Linked DNA regions of Homo sapiens: region 2 is linked to region 1. The links are chromatin contacts, found by Hi-C or POLR2A ChIA-PET in ENCODE. All regions are on one chromosome and are shown on one strand. Each heading gives the region's core, a stretch centred on a gene start or an enhancer-like site at or near the end of the contact. The rest is flanking DNA. Distances are from core to core; before and after follow the strand shown.

Region 1 (5,496 bases), core at 1,737-4,236:
GCGTAGTTTTTTGACCCTCACCTTTCTCCCACCATGCCTCTTCAAGTAGGTCCCACTGTCTTTTGTTCCCATTTTTGTGGCACAGTATCAATATGGGATATGTGTTTTGGAGTTGTAGTGAAAGTGACAAGACTTTCATTCATATAACTGAATGTCCCATAGAATTATTTCAACAATTCCTAAAATACTTCTCCCCAACTGTTCCTGCCTGCCCTAAGATATACTAATGCTGAAGCTATGTAGCAACCACCACTATTCTTAAATAGATTTTTAAAATATCATAGTTGTGATCATAGTGTATATTTAGTATATAATATATATTGAGTATTTATATTTTGTTTTCTGCCTGTACATTTCCCCAGGTAATTTTAAACACCTAATGGGTTAGATATGATAATAGGAAAAAGCAAAAAGTGGGACCACCCCTGCCACATAAGGGTCCACCAGCAGTGACCAAAACTGTGGCCAGGATTGTTGGGTAGGTGGAAAGAGAGTGCTCTTTGGGGGCTGGGCCTCAGAGTAACCCTATGAGTAGGTAGAAGATGGAGGCCCAGGAGGTCACTTGTTCCAGGTCACACAGCAAGTCAATGGAAAGCCTAGATTTCAATCCTAATCTTCCTAAATCCAACTTGCATGTTCTTTGCTTTTCTTCGTTTCTTTTTCCAGATTTGAATTTTTTAAATCACCTCGAAAATAATCCAGGCTCTAGAGAAGGGAATAAAGGAGATACTGCTCCCTCCACTGTCTCTCATACCTTAGGCTTGCACCGTGAACAGTTTGGTGTGCTTCCAGGCCAACTTCCTTGCATGTACAAATTGCCTAAGGAAACCAGCTATGCCTGTCACCAGCCAGACAGAACAGCTGCTGGGGTTAGGGCACGACTTGTCTTCTCCAGGACCTACCTCGGTGAGGCTTGTGGCATGCTGGGCTCTGGGGACCAGGACACACTGAAGTTTAACAGCAACAGAGAGAAGCCAGAGTGCCCCTGGCAGCCAACCTTTTGGGAAAGGAGAGCTATTTGTGCTCTCTGGCTTTCTGCCTGCACTGTTCTGACTTCCCAAGCAGAGAACAGAGCTCCTTACCAGTGGAGGGCTTCATGGAGGCCCAGGGACTGCCTCTTGTTTATCTCTGTTTTTCCTGTGCCTGCATTTATTGGTGCCCAGCTACTGTTGCATGAAAGGAATGAAGATGCCCTAACCCTAGTTCTGCTGGTAAATCATTTGAGTGACTTTGAGCAAGTCACTTCAAGATTAGAAGCCTAGTCTGTTTTCCCCAAGTCTAAGGTGCCCTTTTTTCCCTCCTTATTTTAATGTTTCTGAAATAAGATGTGATTGGCATCTTAGGTGTATATATTTAATATAGTAGTGTTTCTTAATTTTTCCTTTTTCTTGAAAAGTTGTAATAGGGGGATAACTCACAATGTATGTTATTCTAGGACTGTTGGAATATGGCAATCATTTTCTTGAAGGATTGTTGAGATAGTGGCTACCTCCTGTGAACTGTGAAGTTTTATATAAATATCAAGAATCAGAAAACTGCCCAGCTGTGTTGTTACTGCCCAACCGCCCCTGTTTCATTATTTCTCAGAGATGCCCAGACAGGAACTTCTTGATTTAAAAAGTAATGACATTCCTCTATTCAATAAAGTTGGAGCCAGGTGCAATGGCTCATGCTTGAAACCCCAGGGGTTTGGGAGGCCAAGGCAGGAGGATTCCTTGAGTCTAGGAGTTGAGACTAGCCTGGGCAACATAGTGTGGCCCCAGTCTCTACAAAAAAAAAAATTAATTACCTGGGCAAGTGGCATGTGATTATAGTCCTACCTACTTGGGAGGCTGAGGCAGGAGGATTGCCTGAGCCCAGGAGAGGTTACAGTGAGCTATGATTGTGCTACTGCATTCCAGCCTGGGTGTCAGAGTGAGACCCTGTCTCTTAAAAAAAAAAGAAAAGGTGGTATTCTAGGTACATTTCTATTCTGTCCCGTCGCCCTGCCCCCCATGGAACTCAATAAACTATTTTGTTTTTATTTTTTATTCTTTTGAGATGGAGTTTCACCTTGTCACCCACGCTGGAGTACAGTGGCACAATTATAGCTCACTGCAGCCTTGAACTCCTGGGCTCAAGGGATCCTCCTGCCTTATCCTCCTAAGTAGGTGGGATTACAGGCACATGCCATTGCACCTGGCTAGTTTTTAAAATTTTTTGTAGAGATGGGAGTCTTGTTGCGTTGCCCAGGCTAATCTCAAACTCCTGGCCTCAAACGATCCTCCTGCCTCAACCTCCCAAAATGCTGGAATTACAGGTATGAGCCATCATGCCTGGTACTATTTTTATTTCAAGTGAAACAAACAAGTAAACATGGCTTTTAAACATTTGAACTTTTCTTAAATTAGGCCTTAGCAAGAATCAATTGCTTACTATGGATTTAGTGGATTCCTGGCCCTTACTGGAAATATCAGTAGGGCCACAAAACTCTTAAACAGAACGTTAGTCCAAAAAAGAAGTGTTGGGACTCAAACTGAAAATAAGGAAGCTATTGAATGCTTACAATCTTCCAGGTGACATCAGGGGATCAAAAACAATTACTCAGACACTCTATTCCTGTCCAGATAGAGTTAAGTTTGGAGGGAGCAAAGGTTGCAAAGCCTAGGAACTGAGCTAAAATTTCACTTTCCAGCTTAATTCAGCCAATTTGCCCTAATACCAAGTCTGAAGGAGTTTGCAATCTAGTAGGAAACAATTTACCTTGCCAGTTAAAAACATGGTGCTAACCAAATCACCAGTGGAAACAAGATCACAGAGAGAGTATTTACATTCCTAAAAGAAATCTCATCAGTTATTTAGAGTTTCTATTTTCAAGTTAATGGTCTGTCACAGCATTTAAACCAGAGGTTGCAAAGACAGACGTTTTGGGGGCCTCCAGTGTGAAGTAGCCGAGTGGTGACATCATCGGGAGGGGCTGGACCATAGCCAAATCAGAGAGGACACGTCAGGGCTCATTCTCTCACCATTCCATAGATACTTAAGTTCCGCTCTTGGTGATAGGGATACATCAGTGAACAAATTCAACAAAAAATTCCTGCCTCTCGGAGTTTACATTCTAATCTGCTGCTGTCTTAGAAAACAAATAACTAATAAGAGTAAATGAGTCGGACACACCGGTGTGTTCCTGTGAGTAAATTGTATGGACTTAGATTTTGTTCGCTTTTAGGCCCTTTTCACACAGCTAAGATTCTGCATACATAAGATTTACTATATAATATACGTAGAGTTAGTTTGTTTTTGGCGTTCTGCTTGGTCTGATGATATAACTTGCCAAATGACCATATTTATAAGATATAATTGGCTCTGCAAGGCAGTACTGGTTTATTTAATTCTAGTTTTGCTATTTAATTGAAAATGAAAGCTCATTGTGAAAAATCCCATTTCTTTCTCCTGTTATGGTACTGATTGTGATGACTTTCTGTGGTTAATTCATGATGACTTAGTGATTTACCATGGCCACAGTTATGAATTCCATGGCTCTGGGCTGGAGAGTGAGGGGGTGCTCTTGCAAGCCTGGTTTTCTTTGGGCAACACAAGCAGGGCTTTCTACACTGTGACTCTGATGAGATCACTATAATAACAAGCCTGGGAGCTTGGACCTGGGAAACCATATGCCTTTTCTTGAGCTTCTTGTGGGAAAACGGGGATAAGAAGCATCTGGAACTGCACTTATCTTCAGTTTCGACAAGTGGAACTTCTACTGTGCCTGTAAAGTGAGGCAAAATGGATCGTTGTTGACAGAAAAAAAGCAGGTGGCTGGAGGGGAATAGAGCCCTCCGACACTGACTTCAATATCCTGGGTGACTCTGTTTTAGCAAATGAATGAATACCGAGGATATGAATGTCTGTGGCATGGATTCCTGTTTCAGGAGGCTCTTTGCATGTGAACCTAGGAGCGCATTAATTCTGCTGAACAAGGGTCTTAACATTCCCAATGTGGGGGATTTTTCACTGGAGGGATTTGAGAGTCCTGACAGGCTGTATGTATTACAGAAGTGGTCTTGGGAAATCCATGTGTCCTCATGTAATCATCATCCATTGAAATTGCTCCCCAGTACCTAACAGGCCGCTTTTCTTTTCTTTTTTTTTTGTTTTGTTTTGTTTTGTTTTGTTTTGCTTCTTTTTTTTGAGATGAAGTCTTGCTCTGTTGCCAAGGCTAAAGTGCAGTGGTGAAATCTCGGCTCACTGTGACCTCTGCCTCCTGGGTTCAAGCAATTCTCCTGCCTCAGCCTCCCAAGTAGCTGGGATTATAGGTGCATGCCACTATGACTGGCTAATTTTTTGTATTTTTAGTAGAGACGAGGTTTCACCATGTTGGCCAGGCTGGTCTCGAACTCCTGACCTCAGGTGATCCCCCTGCCTTGGCCTCCCAAAGTGCTGGGATTACAGGCATGAGCCACTGCACCCGCGCACCCGGCCCGCTCCTTTTCATCTCTACAAAGTACAGTGGGCACTATTGTGGATTGATGGGTCATGTCAACCCAGATTTATGTTTAAGCCCTGTAAACATTGAGGAAACATTGTCACCCCCAATGTGATGGTATTTGGAAGTGGGGCCTTTGAGAAGTGATTAGGTTTAGATGAAGTCACAAGGATGGAGTCTTCATGATGAAATTAGTGTCCTGATGAGAACAGGAAGAGAGAAAAATCTGTCTCTCCCCATACATGCTCTGAGAAGGGCCATGTAAGCAAGCACACAGCCAGAGGGCCATTGTCTACAGGCCAGGAAGAGTGCCTTCACCAGAACCCAAGCATGCTGGCACTCTGTTCTCAGACATCCAACCTCCAGAACTGTAAGAAAAATGTCTATTGCTTAAGCCACCAGCCTATGGTATTTTGTTATAGCAGCCTGAGCTAAGACATACACAGTCCTCTGATAGTATCATTTCTTTCTTATTTGACTTCAGTGACACCAAGCTCTCCTGGACTGCTCTTTATCTTTCTGGCCACACTTTCTCAATTTCCTTGCAACCGCCTCTTTTCCTAACCCTTCCTAATCTCTTTCTTCTTCCACCTACCTGCAAGGCACCTTGCTACTCTTACGGTCTGTAGACCAGTGAAGGCGTCACTTGTGAGCTTGTCAGAAATGTGAATTTCAGATTCCACCCAAATCTGCCAAATCTGAATCCGCCATTTAGCAGGTGGTACCTAGGAAAATCTGAGAAGCCCTGCTCTTTAGGATTTCAGTTATCAACTGAATGATCTGATCTCCAAGTATACATCTGGACACTAGATCTCTCTCCTAGGCTCTTGACCAGTTCATCTAACAGGTCCACTTAGAGGTCTCACAGGGATATCACACTTTTATCCATCCAGAATCTGACTTCTTTTTTCCCATATATGCCTCTCCTTCTTTGAGCAACCAACAAAATATAGGACCTTTCCAGAAAGTTTTACTTAAGAATGCCCATTTAACCACATACTCCTGGTTTAAATGGTTTCTTTGGGGTCAGG
Region 2 (5,496 bases), core at 2,107-4,606, 36 kb after region 1:
GGTGGAACTACAGGCATGTGCCACTGTACCCAGACAATTTTCTTCATTTTAGAGGGTTATTGCAATTTATTATTATAATGGTTGGCAGGGCAGTGATGTATTCAATTTGATAAGGCAGTGCTTCCCAACCTCTCTTGGGGAGGCAGACCTCAAAAATCATCATCTTTCTAAACCACATTGGAGTAAACCATGATGCTGTTACTGGCCCTGGCGACTCTGGGGTATGGCCACCAGAAGATCTGCCCAGCTGCCTCATGAGCTGAGGGTCCTGTTATGGACTCAATGTTTGTGTTCCCACCAAATTCATATGTTGAAGCCCTAACCCTCAATGTGATGTATCTGGAGATGGGCCCTCAAAGGAAGTAATTAAGGTTGAAGGAGGCCCATAAGGGTAGGCCATGATAGGACTAGTGTCCTTAGAAGAGATGCCAGAGAACTCACACCCCCTCTCCTCCAGCACATGCACATGCACTCAAGAAAGGCCACGTGAGCACATTGCAAAAAAAAAGGTGGCCATCTTCAAGCCAGGAAGGGAGCTGTCCCCAGAAACTGAATTTGCTGACACCTTAATCGTGGACTTCTAGCTTCCAGAACTGAGAAAGTAAATTTCCGTTTTAGCCATCCAGTGTCTGGTATTTTGTTATAGCAGCTGGAGTAGACTAATACAGATTCATGTCACACCTGGAGCCCGGCTAAGCAACTAGGAAGCTCTGGATTAAGAAGGCATATTGATGTGTTTCCTTCTACACAACATGATTTCACTCTGCTAAATTTTGTGGGTTTTTTCTTCTTTTTTCTTGGTCTATTCTATTAGACATTTTTTTTTTTTTTTAGACAGGGTCTCACTCTTGTCACCCAGGCTGTAGTTCAGTAGTGTGATCTTGTCTCATTGCAACCTCTACCTCACAGGCTCAAGGATCCTCCCACCTCAGCTTCCCTAGTAGCTGGGACTACAGGCCCACGCCACTGTGCCTGGGAATTTTTTTTTGTATTTTTTGTAGAGACAGGGTCTTGCTATGTTGCCCAGGCTGTTCTCAAACTCCTTGGTTCAAGCAATTTGCCCACCTCAGCCTCCCCAAGTGCTGGGATTATAGGCGTGAGCCATCACACCCGGCATCTATTAGACTCTTAACTATGACTTCTCATCCTTGGTTATACATTGACCATGATACTGTTTTCTGCCACACTGTGATTAAAATTTATTATTGATGGATCTAAAACCCATGACCTCAAACTTGTTAGTGTAGAGTACATTGTAAAAATACATTGACTACACTGGCCTTTGGAATGCTTCTAAGAATATATGTTAACTTTGTACCATAGTCTGTAGCTATACTTTAGCCTTTTTTTCTTTTCTTCTTCTTTTTTTTTTTTTTTTGGTGTATTCTTGAGAAATGATAATCCAAAGTAAACTGAATTTGTACTATTTGACACTCTATTCTAAGTGAGGAGTATGGATTTAAGACACAAATCATTAAGTACAGACTAAATTGTACTTTTCAATCTTTTAGATGATTAATTATTTTTCGAAATTCAAAAAATTTATTTTCTCTGTTTGGGCTATTTCATTCAAAGATTCTAAAACTATTCAGCGTAACTCATGCCTTTACTTATTTTTATCCTGAAAATATTAACTTGTTTTTCTCCTAGCTTCCGGTGAAGACAATTTTATCATTGTCAGCATTCTCTCAAGAAGTTTATGAAAGAAAAAGAGAATGATTTCCTCATGCGAGCCTGAAATGCCATGAGAAAGAACATTGCATTCTCATTCTGTGTAGTGCAGTTGTCCTAAAGTGGACTTTTTCATTCCATGTTATTTAGTCATCAAATGTTGCATCACTTTGTAAAAGGAAAACAATTTTTGAAAGTTATAGTGAAAAACCATGCTGGAATACATTTTTTTTTGTTTTACACACACACACACACACACACACACTCTCTCTCTCTCTCACACACACACACACACACACAAGAAAAAAAAAACAGTGTCAATTAGATAGTAGCCAACCTTAAAAAAATAGTCATACAGTTTATCTATCCATCAATAGATTCTTGTTTTTGGCTTCTTGGGCAGATAAAAAGTGAGGGGGAAACTTTTAATCTGTGTATGAGAGTAGTCCCAAAAGCAAAACTCTCAGGTATTAGTGGAATGATAAAATCTCAATAAGTTTAAATAAAGAGAGCAAACCTAAACATATATATATAGACAAATGTCAACTACGCCAAGTATATAGACAAGCGGATGTGAACTGATGTTAAATGGAAAAAAAAATGTACACACTTAGTTGCCACTATGTACAAGTGGTTTTATTACTTTGTATAAAAAGAGCATGAGTATTCCAGGAAATTCAGAAAATACAGGAAGAGCTCATTCATTATCTCAGTTTCCTCACACAGCTATTTTCTATTTTGGTGCATTCATTTCTTATTTTGTCCTTATGCATATGTATTTCTACAGTTGTACTCATAGCACATACATTTTGTGTTCTGATTTAGAGTTAATATCCCAACATAGATGGGCATTTTTGTGTGCTGATACAGTCCTCAGAGCTGTCATTTATAGAGGCTTTTAATAGTTCAGGGATTGGACATAGCATTTGTGTACAACTTAGGAAAAATCATTAAAAAGGAAAGAACGTAGACACAGATATTTAGTATACAGATATTTGTCTGTAAAGAATTTCGGTGGAAGTTCAAAATAAAGAATCAACTAAATACTGCAAAGAAGTGAAAATTAGTTTAAATGTTCAAGAAACATGGCATTTCTTGGATTTATAGTTCTCCCTCTTATTTTCATTTTGCCAGTCTTCCTCACTCCATTTAACTCTTTTGTGTTGTCTGCATAGCATAAGGGAAAATTGACTTGGAAAGATGAAGACACTGGGTCTGTTTTCCTTTTGATACTCCAAGAAAAGAAATATGTGTGTACTTTTAGTGATGATTAAGCTATATATTTACTAATTTTCTAATCATGTTACTATTTGATCTAGTAACTGGTATATGTAATAACTTAGTTAAGCATTTTTTTGTACCTACTATATGCTCCTGTATAGCTACTGTAGTGAACAGTCTCTTACTTTTTAGTTTGGAAAATTATTGAAAGAAATCAATGAAGATGAAAAATGTATTTGCTGGTATTATATAGAAAGAAATTAGTATTTGTTAATATGTGAATATTTAATAGGTATCAGATGCTTTTACATGTATTTTGCCATTTAACCCTCATTAAAGCCCCCTTTAAAAGGAAATATTCACTGCAATGTACACAGCAGGACAGATTCAGAAAGCTAAGTTGCATGTCAAAATCACAGAGCTAGTAATTATCAGAGTAGAGTTTCCAAGCCAGATATGTCTGACCTCATGCCAAGGGCACTGTTCCATGTGCTTCAAAATGTAATGTGGTATTCATATTTGCAGCAGTTTTAATGGCCTCAAAGAGTAGTAGTATAACTGAGGGTGGAGTGGGATGGCAAAAAAACCCTGGAATTATTGAGAGAGGGGTGTCCTGTCAGAGGAATGTGGGTTTCTTTTTTATTTTTAAAGATCTTTTTCTGAGCCATGTTGTGTTACTATTTACAGCTGCATCATGACCTAAAGGGCCTCTTATAAGCCTCCTTCTCAGATAAATTATCTTTCAGAACATTTTTCACACCCAGCCTCAGGAGACATGTAAATGCCTCTATGTAAAGTCTTTGGATAGAGAATGGTGATAGAGCTTCTTTTGCAGTTTATGAAGTTCTACTTGATATAACTATTATTCTCCAACACTATCGTGATATATAAATCATAATAATCACAGGATATTGAAATTTTAAGTTTTTTATCCCTTATGTAAGGCTCATGGAGGCAGTCTATAATAACAATAGTAGTAATAGCTAACATTTATTTGAATGCTTACTGTGGACAGGACCTATGCTTTGTGATATAATATGGGTTACCTCATTTCATTTTCTCAACAACTCCGTGGGGTAGGAGTTGGGATTTGAAAGGACCAATACAAAACATTCATATTTTCCCTAAGTTCTAAGCCAATTTAGAGGTAGAAACAGGAATTAAACAGATGAAGATCAAAATGCCACCCTAAAGGCTAATAATACTGATAGTTAAGGCACGAGGCTTAGGACAACTAGCCAAGTAGGGTTGCAATACTTTGCTCATGAAAAGGAGCCAAGTTGTAGTCACTGTCAGCTCTTAAACAACCACAGGCCTCCTTGCAAGGGCATCTTCCCCTATTTTACTTATAGCACAGAATTGCTGAGGAAGATAAGCTTCTCTACAAATAGGCAGATCCCACATGAAAAAAAAAAAGAGAAAGAGTGTGAGGTGAGTGTAGGCAATGATTTCTCCCAAGGAAACAGATAAGCAACCCCTCTTACAGCGAAAAGTGAGGAGAAGGAGAAGAGCCAGGAGTGTTAAATCTACTGGAGTCTCCACCCCACAGGATCATGGAAAAGGAGGTCTTTGTCCCCAGCTGTAGGTACTAAACATGCGGCTATCCTGCAGATAAGGAATGAGGCACTGAGACACTAAGTGACAGTTCACTATTAGTAAGTGGCAGAGAAGTCTAAATAAGGTCAGTCCATAAGTAAGAGGTAGAGTCAGGGCTGAACAAGCCAGGCTAGGACGGGCTCAGGCTCAGTTCAGGAACAAGGCAATGGAAAATTAAGATGGGAGGGCAGATGTGAAAGGGATTACAAAAAATAAGTGATAAGAGTTGGATTCACTTGTAATGAGAGTTGGGATAGAGTCAAAATGACTCAAAGCTTTTAGCATTTCTAGTTGGAAACAATGAGAGCATTAAGAAAACAGTGTTTCCAGGAGTGAATAGCCAGTGTTTTTGGACATGAGAGTTTGAGGTACCCTGCAGACTATTGGAAATTTGAGTCTGTAACTTGGGAGAAAGATCGGAAGCAGAGATGCAGATTTTATAGTTGTCCATTTAAATAAAGGTGATAGGTGGCTGAAACTAAGGGAATGCTTAAGTCTGAGCAGTGAAAGAGGAAGTTGGTTTCACAGATGAGTTTCATCTTTGAAATACACTAAAAGATTTGAGTTGGTAAACATCAGCAACTTGATCTAGTTTAAAGGCAAAGCCCAGCGTGAGCTCAGGACTTGACTTCACCTTTTTACCATAGCCCTAGAATGCTGCAAGGCAAGCTTACGGATCACACTGGTATGCAACACAGTTTTTGTTTCCCCCTGCAGGTTCACTGTCCATCCCACTTCCACCCTGTTCTCTGACCTGGGAGGCTGAAAACATTTATGGACTGCATCAGTTGGGCTCCCATTGGGTTCAATTACCTCTGAGACTTGGAATGCAGGAGTAGGTGTGGCTGATGTGTTTACCTCCTTGGTTCTTTCACTGTCAGATCCTGTGGACTGACTGCTTCCCTTCAACAGGGACTTTCTACGTCAACTCTCCAAGATTCTAGTAACTGCTCTCTCCCTCTGCCCCCTTAAGTCTAGAGGTGGTAATAGTTTCCCACTGTTACTAGA

The links. Hi-C counts contacts between places; a loop is a spot of excess contacts on that map. ChIA-PET counts read pairs that join two places held with the same protein, here RNA polymerase II (POLR2A). Pooled maps may share reads with other maps.
Region 2: a loop to region 1 is called in a map of ascending aorta, with 3 times the contacts of the local background. The contact joins two enhancer-like sites. A Hi-C loop is called at or near these places in 23 of 168 maps with a recorded cell type or tissue (CD8-positive, alpha-beta T cell, IMR-90, PC-9 and 13 more) and 14 of 50 pooled maps. POLR2A ChIA-PET finds 5 or more read pairs at or near these places in 6 of 52 experiments (AG04450, CD4-positive, alpha-beta T cell, H1 and 3 more).

Annotation. Positions count from the first base shown.
Region 1 is chr10:89,513,766-89,519,261 of GRCh38, reverse strand. All of the region lies in intron 2 of SLC16A12 (solute carrier family 16 member 12), which reads left to right. Among named protein-coding and RNA genes, the nearest start is that of SLC16A12, 19 kb to the left of the region's middle. Within about 2 kb of position 2,986, at least 17 of the 41 ENCODE cell types and tissues checked have a DNase peak (open chromatin) inside an H3K27ac peak, as active enhancers do; they include ascending aorta, gastrocnemius medialis and heart right ventricle, where a contact is called at or near this core.
Region 2 is chr10:89,478,119-89,483,614 of GRCh38, reverse strand. The region is part of intron 2 of SLC16A12 (solute carrier family 16 member 12); the gene reads left to right. Among named protein-coding and RNA genes, the nearest start is that of SLC16A12-AS1, 25 kb to the right of the region's middle. Within about 2 kb of position 3,356, at least 7 of the 41 ENCODE cell types and tissues checked have a DNase peak (open chromatin) inside an H3K27ac peak, as active enhancers do; they include ascending aorta, gastrocnemius medialis and heart right ventricle, where a contact is called at or near this core.